2 separate regions of the Homo sapiens genome follow, and region 1 is linked to region 2. A link is a contact called in ENCODE Hi-C or POLR2A ChIA-PET data. All regions are on one chromosome and are shown on one strand. Each heading gives the region's core, a stretch centred on a gene start or an enhancer-like site at or near the end of the contact. The rest is flanking DNA. Distances are from core to core; before and after follow the strand shown.

Region 1 (6,254 bases), core at 928-3,427, 660 kb before region 2:
TCCTGACTAGGGCGAACGTGAGGTCCATTCTGCATCTCCATCCACCTTAGCTGTCTCCTTGGAAAAGGACAGCAAGGGAGTTTGAGGTGCACTGACACAGTCATTTCTGAACAGTGAAGAGATGACAGGTAGGGTGGTCCCCCTTGAAAAGTCAGCCAGAAGTAGCTGTATCTGATGCACTAGGTGGCAGGGAGTGAGTCTTGGAGTAAATGGGACTGAAAACGTAGAAAAACCAAATAAATGCCAAAGAGACTATCCCTATGGAGAATACCTAGAACATGGGTCTTTGAAGTGTGGAAAAATGAAAGAAATCCAATTTGACCAGGGCCTTTAGTGCCAAAGAGATGGCTAGCAGGAGAGTGGTGAGAAAGGAGAACTGGAGAGTTCACATGAGCGGAAATAGGAAGAAATGGATCCAAATCCAAGTGAGAAAAAGCAGGAGACTTAAAGTTAGCCTGGCAGGATGATGAGAAAAGGACATCTTGTCCTAGGGTAGAGGCGAGGGTGCAGATCTGGGGGAAGAAGGCTTATTGGGAACAGTTTCTCAAACTAGACATTCAGAAGTCAATACAAGGGCCAAAACCAAAATGTTCCTGGAGGTACCTGTTTTTGAAAGAGGTGGGAAAGGTGACATGGATTAGGGGTCTCCATCCCCCAGGCCACAGGCCAGTACCAGTCTGTGGCCTGTTAGGAAGCGGGAGCACAAAGCAGGAGGTGGGCGGCAGGCGAGTGAGCATTACCGCCTGAGCTCCTCCTCCTGGCAGATCAGCAGAGGCATTAGATTCTCACAGGAGTGCAAACCCCACTGTGAACTCCGCATGCAAGGGATCTAGATTGCACACTCCTTATGAGAATCTAATGCCTGATGATCTGAGATGAAACAGTTTCATCCCAAAATCATCTCCCCGCTGCTATCCCCCTCCATCCACTGGTGGAAAAATTGTTTTCCACAAAACCGGTCCCTGGTACCAAAAAGGTTGGGGACTGCTGACAAGGAGTATGAGTGTGAAAGGTGCAGAGGTCTATGCCAGGAGACAGCCATCCCCAATAGAAGCCCTCAGCTATGCACAAACTGCTTAATGTCATTCAAAGAAAATAATGTCGCCCATTTTGCCTCAGAGCTTTAGCCCCAATCACAGCAACTGCTATTTCCTGACGCTTACGCACCAGAGATGGTGATAAGAGCACTGCACGCATTATCTCAGTAATCCTCATAACAGCCCAATGAGTTGGCATTACTATCCCCAATTTATAGATGAGGAAACAGGCTCAGAGAGGTGAAGTAATCTGACCAGGTTACATAGCTAAGTGGAGTCAGGATCTGAATCCAAGAAGACTGTCTCTACAGCCCATGCTCTCAATAATCCATCCTGGGCTCCTCCAGAACCTGTGGGAAACTCAGAGGATGCCAAATGATAAATTCCTAAAAACCTCACTCCATTATATATGGGAGGAAAGAGAGGACACCTCTGTGAACCTGGAGTGATTCATCCCATCAGGGCACTTAGAGATGCTCCTCTTTGAAAGGGGAAAGAACCATCCCCAGATGTGGGGTGATCCCACATCTGCTGTATGTTTGAAGGTGATAAGCAATGGACAGTTCACCTCTGGAATGCCTGAGGAAAAGAGACCCTCCCCACCATCTCTGAGGGGCAGCCCTATTTCTTGGATACATTAGGGAAACCCTGCCCTAGGATCTGAGGGAAACACAGTCTCCACTCCAGGTGCCTGCTCACTCTCCTGGAGCTTCTGGCCGTCGCACCCTATTGCAGCTCCTGGGTTTGGCTGGGGCACAGGATTAACCATCCCCAGGAAATGCCTCCCTCCGGTCCAGGCAGGGATCCCAGCATACACACCCCTGGTGGTGGCAGTGGGGGAGAAAGGGGGAAGGTGGAATGCTTCCTTCTCTCCAGGTCAGGGAAGAGATCTGGGGACCACCTGGGGGCCCTCGCCCCTCCTGCCTCCTTGCTGGGGAAGTGCCCAGTCCAGTGCCCCCTCCATGGCCACCTCCCTCCCTCTAGCTGTGCCGGGGCATGAATCAGCTCTCACAGCTTGTTAAAGCTAGACCTCTTGTTTTCATGCCCTCACCTCAGGAAACAGAGTTACAACTTTTCCAGCTCTACTCAGCAGGGGGCCAGGGTCCTCACTTTATAAACATCCCCAGCCTGTGAGAGCAGAGGGCAGGGAGATAGTGTGAGACAGGAGCCCAGGGGAGAAAGACAGAAACTAAGACTCAAGGAGCAACGCAAAGCAAAGTCAAGGAGTCAAGACCAGAGTAGCTGAGCAGAGGCCAAGAAGGGTCTGAGAGGGCTGTGCAGCAGCAATGGCCCTAAGGATGCTCTGGGCTGGACAGGCCAAGGGGATCCTAGGAGGCTGGGGGATCATCTGCTTGGTGATGTCTCTACTCCTCCAGCACCCAGGAGTCTACAGCAAGTGCTACTTCCAAGCTCAAGGTAAAGTGGGGTGAAGCGTTAGGAATGGAGGAGCAGCAGAGAGGGCACAGGGAGGATGGGGCCTTACAGATGATCCCGTGTCAAAATACCCAGGCTTCCTCCAGCTGTGAAACAGGAAAGACAAACTAAATACGGGGATAGTGCGTACTTACTGTCTCCACCCCAGACCAGAAGAGCCTCTGCCTCTCATCAGCACTCCTACACCTACTAACATTTCCCGTTCTTCCCTAGCCCCCTGTCACTATGAGGGGAAATATTTTACCCTGGGTGAGTCTTGGCTCCGCAAGGACTGTTTCCATTGCACCTGTCTGCATCCTGTTGGCGTGGGCTGCTGTGACACGTGAGTGACCAAAGATGGCCAGAGAGAATGACTCTGATATGAGTGACTGAGGGATGACCAGGGAGTGACTAGATTGCTGTGATGTAAGAATGAACAGAAGAGCAATACAAGATGGGCCAAACCTGAAGGGACCAACACTAGTGTGAAAGATAAGGCTTCAGGCTATAAATCAGGGGAGGTTGGGGTGGACCTGGAGAGAAAATACTCCTGTTATAAAACAAAAAGGCCCACATATGGTAGGTGACAGCTTAGTTAGGAGGACCAAGGGGCCACTGAAAGGGGCTCTGTGGGGGGAAAACTGTGAGAGAGGGAACATGTGGGCAGGGATAAAGGCAGCCTTTCACTGTGCTGACTCCTTCCCCTATCCTTGGTTCCCCAGGTCCCAGCATCCCATCGACTTCCCGGCTGGGTGTGAGGTACGTCAGGAGGCAGGAACCTGCCAGTTCTCCTTGGTGCAAAAATCTGACCCTCGGCTGCCCTGCAAAGGGGGAGGGCCTGACCCAGAATGGGGCTCAGCCAACACCCCTGTTCCTGGGGCTCCTGCTCCCCACTCCAGCTAAACTCAACTGATCATCCATCTGCTGACTGCTCACTGCTGCTGCCACTTCCAGGGAAACCACTAGCAGCTGCCAATGTATTCTGAACAAATAAATTAATGCTATAGCTGAAAGCCCGACTCTCACTGTCCACGACATTGGACCCCAGGTGGAAAAAGTGGGTCCCATTAGAGTCCAGGTGCTGAGTTCTCAGTATCCGGAAGGAACTAGCACCAGGGTGGGCCAGTTTCAGATGGTTATGGTGCTGGTGCTGGGGCCTGGGGCAGCATATGAGGCCAGGGTGGGGCTAGTAGGCAGCACCTTGATGGGCAGGTCCCAGCTGAAGGTGTCTACAGGTACTTGCTCAGGTCCTGTCCAGGTGGTAGGTTCGGGCTGTTCCACAGGGGGTAGGAGTACCAATCCTGGTTCTCGGGACGTTACAAATTCAAAATGCAATCTCCACTTCAAGGACACTATGGAAGAAAAAGATTAAGGTAGAAGCATCAGAAGCTAGCAGGAGTAAAAGCCAATGACAGGATATAGTTAGTGAATGAGAAGAAAACAATCTGTGTTCAGGAAGACAGGGAAAAGTCACAGGGCAGGGAGCTGTGATTAAGGGTTTTTCTGAAGCAATGGGTACTACCACAGATGTGAGCTGAAGATAGCAGTATTAAGTACCTAATAACCTAAGAGTGAGGCAGTCAAGTCTAGGTAGCATGAAGTAATCAAAAATCAGTGTATCACAGGGTCCTAGTAGGTAGGTGTGGGGAAGGAGTTCTATCAAGCTGTTAGGAGTTTAGGGGTCAGTGCATCTAAGAAACAGGAAGAGGTTGAAGGTCTGAGAAACTGTTCCGGGTCAGAGGCTAGACGTGGGTATGTCTGGGAGTGTGTATAAGGAATCAGGATCCATTACACCCTCCCTTAGCACAGCATTTTACTGTCCCCCTCTCCCTTCTCCAGTAACAGTGAGGGTCTCACCAATGGCTGTACAGAAGCCTGGGGTGGAGCTGAGAGGGATTGGGAGGGAGAAGCTGGTTCTAGTTGTATGTAGGCAGGATTCCTGGTGCCGGGCGTGAGTCACATGTGACACAGAGGGGACACCCCCTGCCCCACGTCGCCGCTGGTACTCAGGCTGTACACGCTCCTCGGTCTGTAAGCTGACTGAAAACTGGGAGCAAGAGACAGGTGTGTGCTAACAGGAAGTGCTGTCTGTAGGTGAGAGGACAGCCCAACCTCAAGCTGTTTTACAAAGGGACCCTGGATGACCCCACTATCCCCTTCTACATGCCACCCCTCTTTATACAGGCCTTCCACCCTAGCCCTTCAACCCCAGCACCCCAGCAGGTAAGAAGCTCTGCTCCCTTCTTACCTGCAAACAAGCTACGGTTCCTTCCCCTAAGTTTAAGGTCCCCACCACGTCCTCGCCAAGTCTGTACACAGATTTGAAGATGCCAAACGTCCCAACTTTCCCTCGGCCATCACTGATATTGTATAGATCTGGGGAGAATAGGACACTATAAGCCTGGAGTCTACATACTGGATAACGTCTAGGACTGGGCACCACAGGCCAAAAGATGGGGCTTTTCTTTAAAATTGGAGGTGTCAGGTATCAGTGGATCCACAGAAGTGTGTGGTGGTTAGGAGACTGTCTCTGAGATGGGAAAACAATGAGGGGAAGGATGGGGTAGGACAATTCTGAAAGAATTCTCACGGAGGCTGCGGCAGGATGTGGCAGCCATTAGGCGTTCCCCAGCCAGCTCAGCTAGCCATGAATCTTTCTTCCCACCTTCATCCTCCTCCAAGAATGGACTGGATGGGGCTACAGCCTCATCCTGGGGAAACCGGACATCCTGAAGGCCTAGAGAAAGAATGAGTGGAGAGGTAATGCTGAGAGGGAACGGAGATGAGAGTAGAGGTTAGGGTTTTAGATTCTAACATGAGATGGCTAAAGGTAAGGGGTGCCAGGGCTGAGGTTTACATCTCTATCTCCAGAACCCTCCCTCCCTTCCCAACTCCCTAGCACTGTCACTGAGACCAGGAAGTTTCCCTGCAGTCCCTCTTGCAAGCCCTCTAAGACAATTTCTGCTTTGGCATCGCCCTTCCCCAGCCCTTCCCTCCAGGAGCCCTTGCTTACCAGTCAGCACAAGAACCCTCAGAGGGACTCTGAGTAAAGTGATAGGGGAGTTGACACGCTGGCAGCCAATGGTCAGTTTGTAGACGTACTTGACTGACTGACCCCGAAAGGAGGGTGGTCCCTCTATGGGCAGCACTTCACTGTAGGAGTCTGGTTGGGAAGTAGTTGTCAGGACAGCCAGAGGCACCAGAGGAGTCCTCCCTCCAGGAGACTTAGAAGGCAATTCAGGGATGGGGACAATCACTCACATGATTTGGACTCTCCAGGATCAAGCCTCAGGTCACAGAATAGAATTTTCGGTGGAGTAGAAAGGATACACTGGCCCCTCTCACCTGAAAAAGGTAAAAATGACTAATTTAATGACCCATTGTCCAGTACTGAACAAGACTAGCACGGCAAGTGGAGATAGTGAAAGGCTGCCAGGCCCTCCGTCCCTGCTGTGAAATGGGAATAGTCTTCTACCCCTAAAGCAATAGTCATGCTCCCCAACATCCCCAGCATGACAGGGACTATAAGAACAAGAACAATTAACAACTTCACCCATGGGTGACAATGCCTCCACACACACCCTCCGCACCCCCCCTCTCCCAGGCAAATGCCCCTCTCTAACCTCGGTGTGGCAGAAAGACAGTCTGGCTGTCGGGCTGGACATCTGGCTGACTAGAGTCAGGAGGAGGCAGTGCTACTCGACTCTCACTGGCATGGAACTGGCAGTGGATTTGGGCACTGGCCCAGGCCAGGGCCTCACTGTGGGAAAAGGAAAAGGAGGCATCAGAGGTAGTTCCTGACCT
Region 2 (5,852 bases), core at 3,353-5,852:
CAGGCCCAGATCCTGGCCTCCGAAGCAGAAAAGGCTGAACAGATAAATCAGGCAGCAGGTCAGGAGAGGGTAGAGGCTGAGGGAGGAGCAAGGCATGGGCCTTTGAAGATTGGTGCTGGGGCAGGATCTTTGGGGTACTTTGACTTCATGGGTCAAGCAAGCTCTGTCCCTTCTCTTGCAGGAGAGGCCAGTGCAGTTCTGGCGAAGGCCAAGGCTAAAGCTGAAGCTATTCGAATCCTGGCTGCAGCTCTGACACAACATGTGAGAGGCCCCTGGGTGGGAATGGGGACAGGAATTGACAGTGGAAGGGGTTCTCTTATCTACGCTTGAGGAGAGTTCCGCCTCTGTGGGCTCTGTTGAGCCAGATTACATGGTCCTTTTTATTGTGAACTGCTTTCTTCATTCCCCATCCCCCCCTTCTTCTCCGTATCGGTGATCTCTGATTTTTATCCCCCTGTGATCACAGAATGGAGATGCAGCAGCTTCACTGACTGTGGCCGAGCAGTATGTCAGCGCGTTCTCCAAACTGGCCAAGGACTCCAACACTATCCTACTGCCCTCCAACCCTGGCGATGTCACCAGCATGGTGGCTCAGGTTAGAGCTCTCTGAGGACCCAGCATAGAGCACTGGTGCCAGGGACCAAACTGAGACCCCACCACCGTCATCAACACTTACATACCATAAAGGTCTTCAGAGTGCCTTGGCCCTAGACCTCCCTTCATTCTTTGTAGAGATGGAATCTAAGAATGAAACATCTCCACTCAGTCCTGCAAATATGGAAGTTCTTGAGATACCTTTTTTTGGTAGATACTTGTGCTGGTATTCTGAGAGTCACTTTACTCTGATGGTTTGCAAGATTCCTAAAATCAACTCCAGAGCTTACAAGACAGGTTTGAGAGAGGGAGAAAGGAAAACCAACTTACTGGCCCCCATGCCATCTTTTCCCGTTTAGCCATTGGTAGGCTGGGCTGCACCTCTGTCAAGTGTCCTCATGGTATTCTCTCTGTTCCTCTCCTCAGGCCATGGGTGTATATGGAGCCCTCACCAAAGCCCCAGTGCCAGGGACTCCAGACTCACTCTCCAGTGGGAGCAGCAGAGATGTCCAGGGTACAGATGCAAGTCTTGATGAGGAACTTGATCGAGTCAAGATGAGTTAGTGGAGCTGGGCTTGGCCAGGGAGTCTGGGAACAAGGAAGCAGATTTTCCTGATTCTGGCTCTAGCTTCCCTGCCAAGATTTTGGTTTTTATTTTTTTATTTGAACTTTAGTCGTGTAATAAACTCACCAGTGGCAAACCAGAAACTGTCCTCTTTGATTGGGGAATGAAGTTGGGAAAGTCACTAGCATTTTCCTTGGATCCAGTCCTGTCAGCATGATGCCTCCATGAATAAGAGTGAACTTCTTGTAAAGTGAAACTATCATTTTTGTCTTCAAGAGAAACTGTGGGATAGGGTGGAAGTGTTAAACCATATGTTCACTGAACTGCTGGCTGGGAAGTGAAGTCCCCTTCCTGCTAAGTGTGGGGCTGTGTGTTTGAGGCAGGTGTTTGGGGGTTTTTTCGTGGGAAAGAAGTACTTTCATGAGAAACTACTACCCTGCACTGGCATACTTAAAGGGTTTTCAGGGACTGAGGGTGCTCCTCATTCATTTATTCAAAAACATTGAATGTCTACCAAGTGCCAAGCTCATTACTAGACACTGGATTACAAAAATACCTGAAACCCAGTGGTCCCTGCTTTCACAGAATACAAGGTCAGGTAGGGAAAACAGACAGGAAGCAGACAGTGATAGAAAGTGATAAATGTGGCCGGGCGTGGTGGCTCAACACCCGTAATCCCAGCACTTTGGGAGGCTGAGGTGTGCAGATCATGAGGTCAGGAGATTGAGACCATCCTGGCCAATATGGTGAAACCCCGTCTACTAAAAATACAAAAACTAGCTGGGCGTGGTAGCATGTGCGGGTAGTCCCAGTTGCTTGGGAGGCTGAGGCAGGAGAATTGCATGAACCTGGGAGGTGGAGGCTGCAGTGAGCCGTGATCACGCCATTGCACTCCAGCCTGGCAACAGTGAGACACTCTGTTAAAAAAAAAAAAAAAAGTGATAAATGCTGTGGTAGAGGAAAGTTCTGGCTGAGGGATCTTGGTGGGAAGAGCATATCAGCTTATGAGTAGCAGCGTTGCTGATTGCCACTGAACTCAGGCTGGAAAAGTTAGCAAGTTTTCACCAAGTCAGGTCCTGGACTAGAATAAACAAAGGCTCACTGCTTGAGAGAAGTTGGCTGAAGGGTATAGTGTTAAGGGGGATGTGACTACATGGCAAGGGCCAAGTCACAAGGAATGAGATTCTTGTTGAAGGGGTTGGACATTATCCCTAGGGTAATAGGGTTTTTTTGTTTGTTTGTTTGAGACAGCGTCTCCCTCTGTTGTCCAGGCTGGAGTGCAATGGCATGATCTCGGCTCACTGCAACCTCCGCCTCCCGGGTTCAAGCAATTCTCCTGCCTCAGCCTCCTTAGTAGCTGGGATTACAGGCATGCGCCACCATACCTGGCTAATTTTTTTGTTTTTTGTAGAGACAGGGTTTCACCATGTTGGTCAGGCTGATCTCGAACTCCAGACCTCGTGATCTGCCCGCCTGAGCCTCCCAAAGTGCTGGGATTACAGGCGTGAGCCACTGTGCCCGGCCTATGAAGGGTTTTTTTCCCTTCCCATGAAGAATTTTAAGATAAAACATCACATTGGCCAGGCACAGTGACTCATACCTGTGATCCCAGCACTTTGGGAGGCTGAGGTGGGAGGATCACTTGAGCCCAGGAGTTGACCAGCCTGGGCAACATGGTAAGACCCTATCTCTACAAAAAAGAAAAAAATAACAGTAATCACATTAATGTTTTAGTTAGAGCTGTCTTGCTGCAATGTGGAGAAGGGATAGTAGGGAGACACAGGAGGCTGGGAGGACAGTGAGAAGGCTGCCTCAGTGATCCTGGAGAAGGGATGAGGTCTGAACTGAGATAAGGGGCTATGGGGATGAAGGTGGAAGAATAACTCAACTTTTTTTAAAAATTAACATATTCCTTTATTCGTTTGGTCAGTATGTGAACCTCAAATATATGCTAGGTGCTGAGGATATCATGAAGAAAACAGAATTCCCTGACCTCAATGAGCTCACATTCTACTCGGAGGGGATAAACCATAAATACGTGTAGAATTTCAGATGCTGATGAGTTGTGCTATGGAAGAAATTAAGGAAGTGAGGGGAAATTTTTCCAGGGGGTGTGGTGGTGGGAGGTGCTGAACTAGTAAAGTAGGGGATTGCAGGAAGCCTTGCTGATGTTACAGTTGAGCTTCAATATGAAGGTGATGGAGATCCATTTCGGCATCGGGAACTGAAGCTGACAGAGGAGATGGCAAATGCAAAGGTCCTGAGGCAGAACTGCTGTGGATGGAACAGAGTTAGGGAAGCAAAGAAGTGGCAGCTAGATGAATCAGAAGGGGAAGAGGCAGATAGTGTGCAGGGCCATGTAGAGCCAATGCAAGAACTTTTACTCTGAGATGAGAAACCAGTGGACGGGTTTTGTTTCTTTTTGAGACAGAGTCTTGCTCTGTTGCCTAGGCTGGAGTGCAGTAGCACGATCTCAGCTCACTGTAGCCTCTGCCTCCTGGCTTCAAGCAATTGTCCAGTCTCAGCCTCCTCAGTAGCTGGGACTACAGGTACACATCGCCACGCCTGGCTAAATTTTGTAATTTTTAGTAGAGTTGGGGTTTCAGCATGTTGGCCAGGCTGGTCTCCAATTCCTGACTTCAACTGATTCTCCAGCCTCAGCCTCCCAAAGTGCTGGGCTTACAGGTGTGAGTCATCGTGCCTGGCATTTTTTTTTTTTTTTTTGAGAGGGAGTCTTGCTCTGTTGCCCAGGCTGGAGTGCAGTGGTGCAATCTCGGCTCACTGCAACCTCTGCCTCCTGGGTTCGAGTGATTCTCCTGCCTCAGCCTCCCAGGTATCTGGGATCACAGGCGCCCGCCACCACTCCCGGGTAACTTTTGTATTTTCAGTAGAGACGGCGTTTCGTCATATTGGCCGGGCTGGTCTTGAACTCCTGACCTTAGGTGATCCACCTGCCTTGACCTCCCAAAGTGCTGGGATTACAGGTGTGAACCACTGGGCCCAGCCTCCCCTCCTCCACTCCGAAGGATTATTTGCTTAATTATTCAGTCGTAAGATTTAGTTACAGGCTTTGAAAGGAGGAGTAATGAAATCTCAGTTGGACTCAGCTAAGCAAAAAAGGGAAAATAAGTATTATCTCCATTTTACAGATGAGGTAATGCCTAATGATGACAATATGTGCGGCCAAGCTAGGATTCAAGTCAAGTTTGACTCCAGCAGCCGTGCTCTTAGTCGTAACCATGAATGGACAGTGGTTCCCTGAACTCTTCCTCCAGCTTGGTCCCCTGTCCCCAATTTTCAATTACTAAATATCCCATCAAACTGGGGCCAGCCCCACGCTCCTGGCCAAACTTCCACCGAGGTGCCGGCAGATGGCGATGGAGCCACCGACGGGCCACTCTGTCTGGCGCACGCATCTCTGTGCTGCCAGGTCGCAGGCGCCGCCGCCGCCGCACTTCCGGGTGCCATTGCAGGTGAGCCAGGGTCTCCCGAGAACCTCACCCCCCGGTATTCCCCTCACCCTGAAGTAAGGGAGTCTCCCTCTTCCCCTCAGCTCCTAACCAAGGTGCTCAGTACCGCGGCTAGGGTGCCCAGCGGGAGGCTGGGTAGTTACCGGAGGAGGCAGAGCCGGTCGCACGCCTGGGTCCCAGCGGAGGCCCAGTCGACTCTCGACCCGGGCCCCAGCCTCCTTGCGTGGCGAAGGTCGTGCCTCAGGTCTCCTGGCGAACCTGGCCGCCCGGAAGCGGAGAGTGACTCCTCCCCTTCGTCCCCTCGGTGCCCGCCAGGCGGCGCCGTCGGCTGGGCCCGGATTCCCCTGCGGCTTCGATCCCTTTCCACTGGGTATTGAGATTGGCGAGGGGAGAGGCGCAGAAACGGCGTGTAAGAGAGCCTGACTACCAATTGGAATAAGTTTCCCTCCTGACTGTTCACATGTACAGGCAGCATTAGCATTTCCTGCCTGTACATGTGAACGTTCCTATGCTCTACCCCTCGAAGATCCTGATTCAGTAGATCTGGGGTGGGACCTCATGAAACGGCGTCTCCCTCTGTTGTCCAGACTCTAGTGCAGTGGTTCAATCTCGGCTCACTGCAACCTCCGCCTCCCCGATTCAAGCGATTCTCCTGCGTCAGCCTCCCCAGTAGCTGAGACTACAGGTGCCCGCCACCCATTTTTGTATTTTTAGTAGGGACGGGGTTTCGCCATTTTGGCCAGGCTGGTCTCGAACTCCTCACCTCAGGTGATCCGCCCGCCTCGGCCTCCCAAAGTGCTGGGATTACAGGCGTGAGCCACCATGCCCAGCCTGGAAATAGGAGGAGAGTAATATTGCGAGGGGTTGGCTGTGAAATGGTTTATCTCCAGGAAGGTTTCCGGGAGGAAGTGATTCTAGCTGGGCTTGTATTCAGGGACCAGAATATCCACTGGTTCTTTGCCCCACAGTAATGAATTTACTTCCCCACCCCTATCAGGATGCAGAAAGCCTCAGTGTTGCTCTTCCTGGCCTGGGTCTGCTTCCTCTTCTACGCTGGCATTGCCCTCTTCACCAGTGGCTTCCTGCTCACCCGTTTGGAGCTCACCAACCATAGCAGCTGCCAAGAGCCCCCAGGCCCTGGGTCCCTGCCATGGGGGAGCCAAGGGAAACCTGGGGCCTGCTGGATGGCTTCCCGATTTTCGCGGGTTGTGTTGGTGCTGATA

Evidence for each region. A loop is a pair of places that touch in the nucleus more often than their neighbours do. ChIA-PET counts read pairs that join two places held with the same protein, here RNA polymerase II (POLR2A). Pooled maps may share reads with other maps.
Region 1: a loop to region 2 is called in a pooled map, with 3 times the contacts of the local background. The contact joins the promoter of MSMP here to the promoter of PIGO in region 2. A Hi-C loop is called at or near these places in 1 of 37 single-sample maps with no recorded cell type and 7 of 50 pooled maps. POLR2A ChIA-PET finds 5 or more read pairs at or near these places in 1 of 52 experiments (endothelial cell of umbilical vein).

Annotation. Positions count from the first base shown.
Region 1 is chr9:35,750,199-35,756,452 of GRCh38, reverse strand. MSMP (microseminoprotein, prostate associated) reads left to right here and starts at 2,177. Exons shown (of 3, transcript NM_001044264.3): 1 at 2,177-2,453; 2 at 2,685-2,793; 3 at 3,173-3,463. The coding sequence starts at 2,324. The coding sequence ends at 3,353. RGP1 (RGP1 partner of RAB6A GEF complex) reads right to left here. Exons shown (of 9, transcript NM_001080496.3): 3 at 6,074-6,210; 4 at 5,712-5,795; 5 at 5,464-5,613; 6 at 5,041-5,187; 7 at 4,699-4,826; 8 at 4,308-4,497; 9 at 1-3,802. The coding sequence ends at 3,579. RefSeq lists an enhancer at 2,364-3,563.
Region 2 is chr9:35,095,341-35,101,192 of GRCh38, reverse strand. PIGO (phosphatidylinositol glycan anchor biosynthesis class O) reads left to right here and starts at 4,602. Exons shown (of 11, transcript NM_032634.4): 1 at 4,602-5,038; 2 at 5,627-5,852. The coding sequence starts at 5,628. PIGO-AS1 (PIGO antisense RNA 1) reads right to left here and starts at 4,889. Exons shown (of 2, transcript NR_186491.1): 1 at 4,773-4,889; 2 at 3,049-3,433. It overlaps STOML2 (stomatin like 2), which reads left to right. Exons shown (of 10, transcript NM_013442.3): 7 at 1-58; 8 at 182-261; 9 at 467-595; 10 at 1,021-1,415. The coding sequence ends at 1,158. RefSeq lists an enhancer at 4,596-4,935.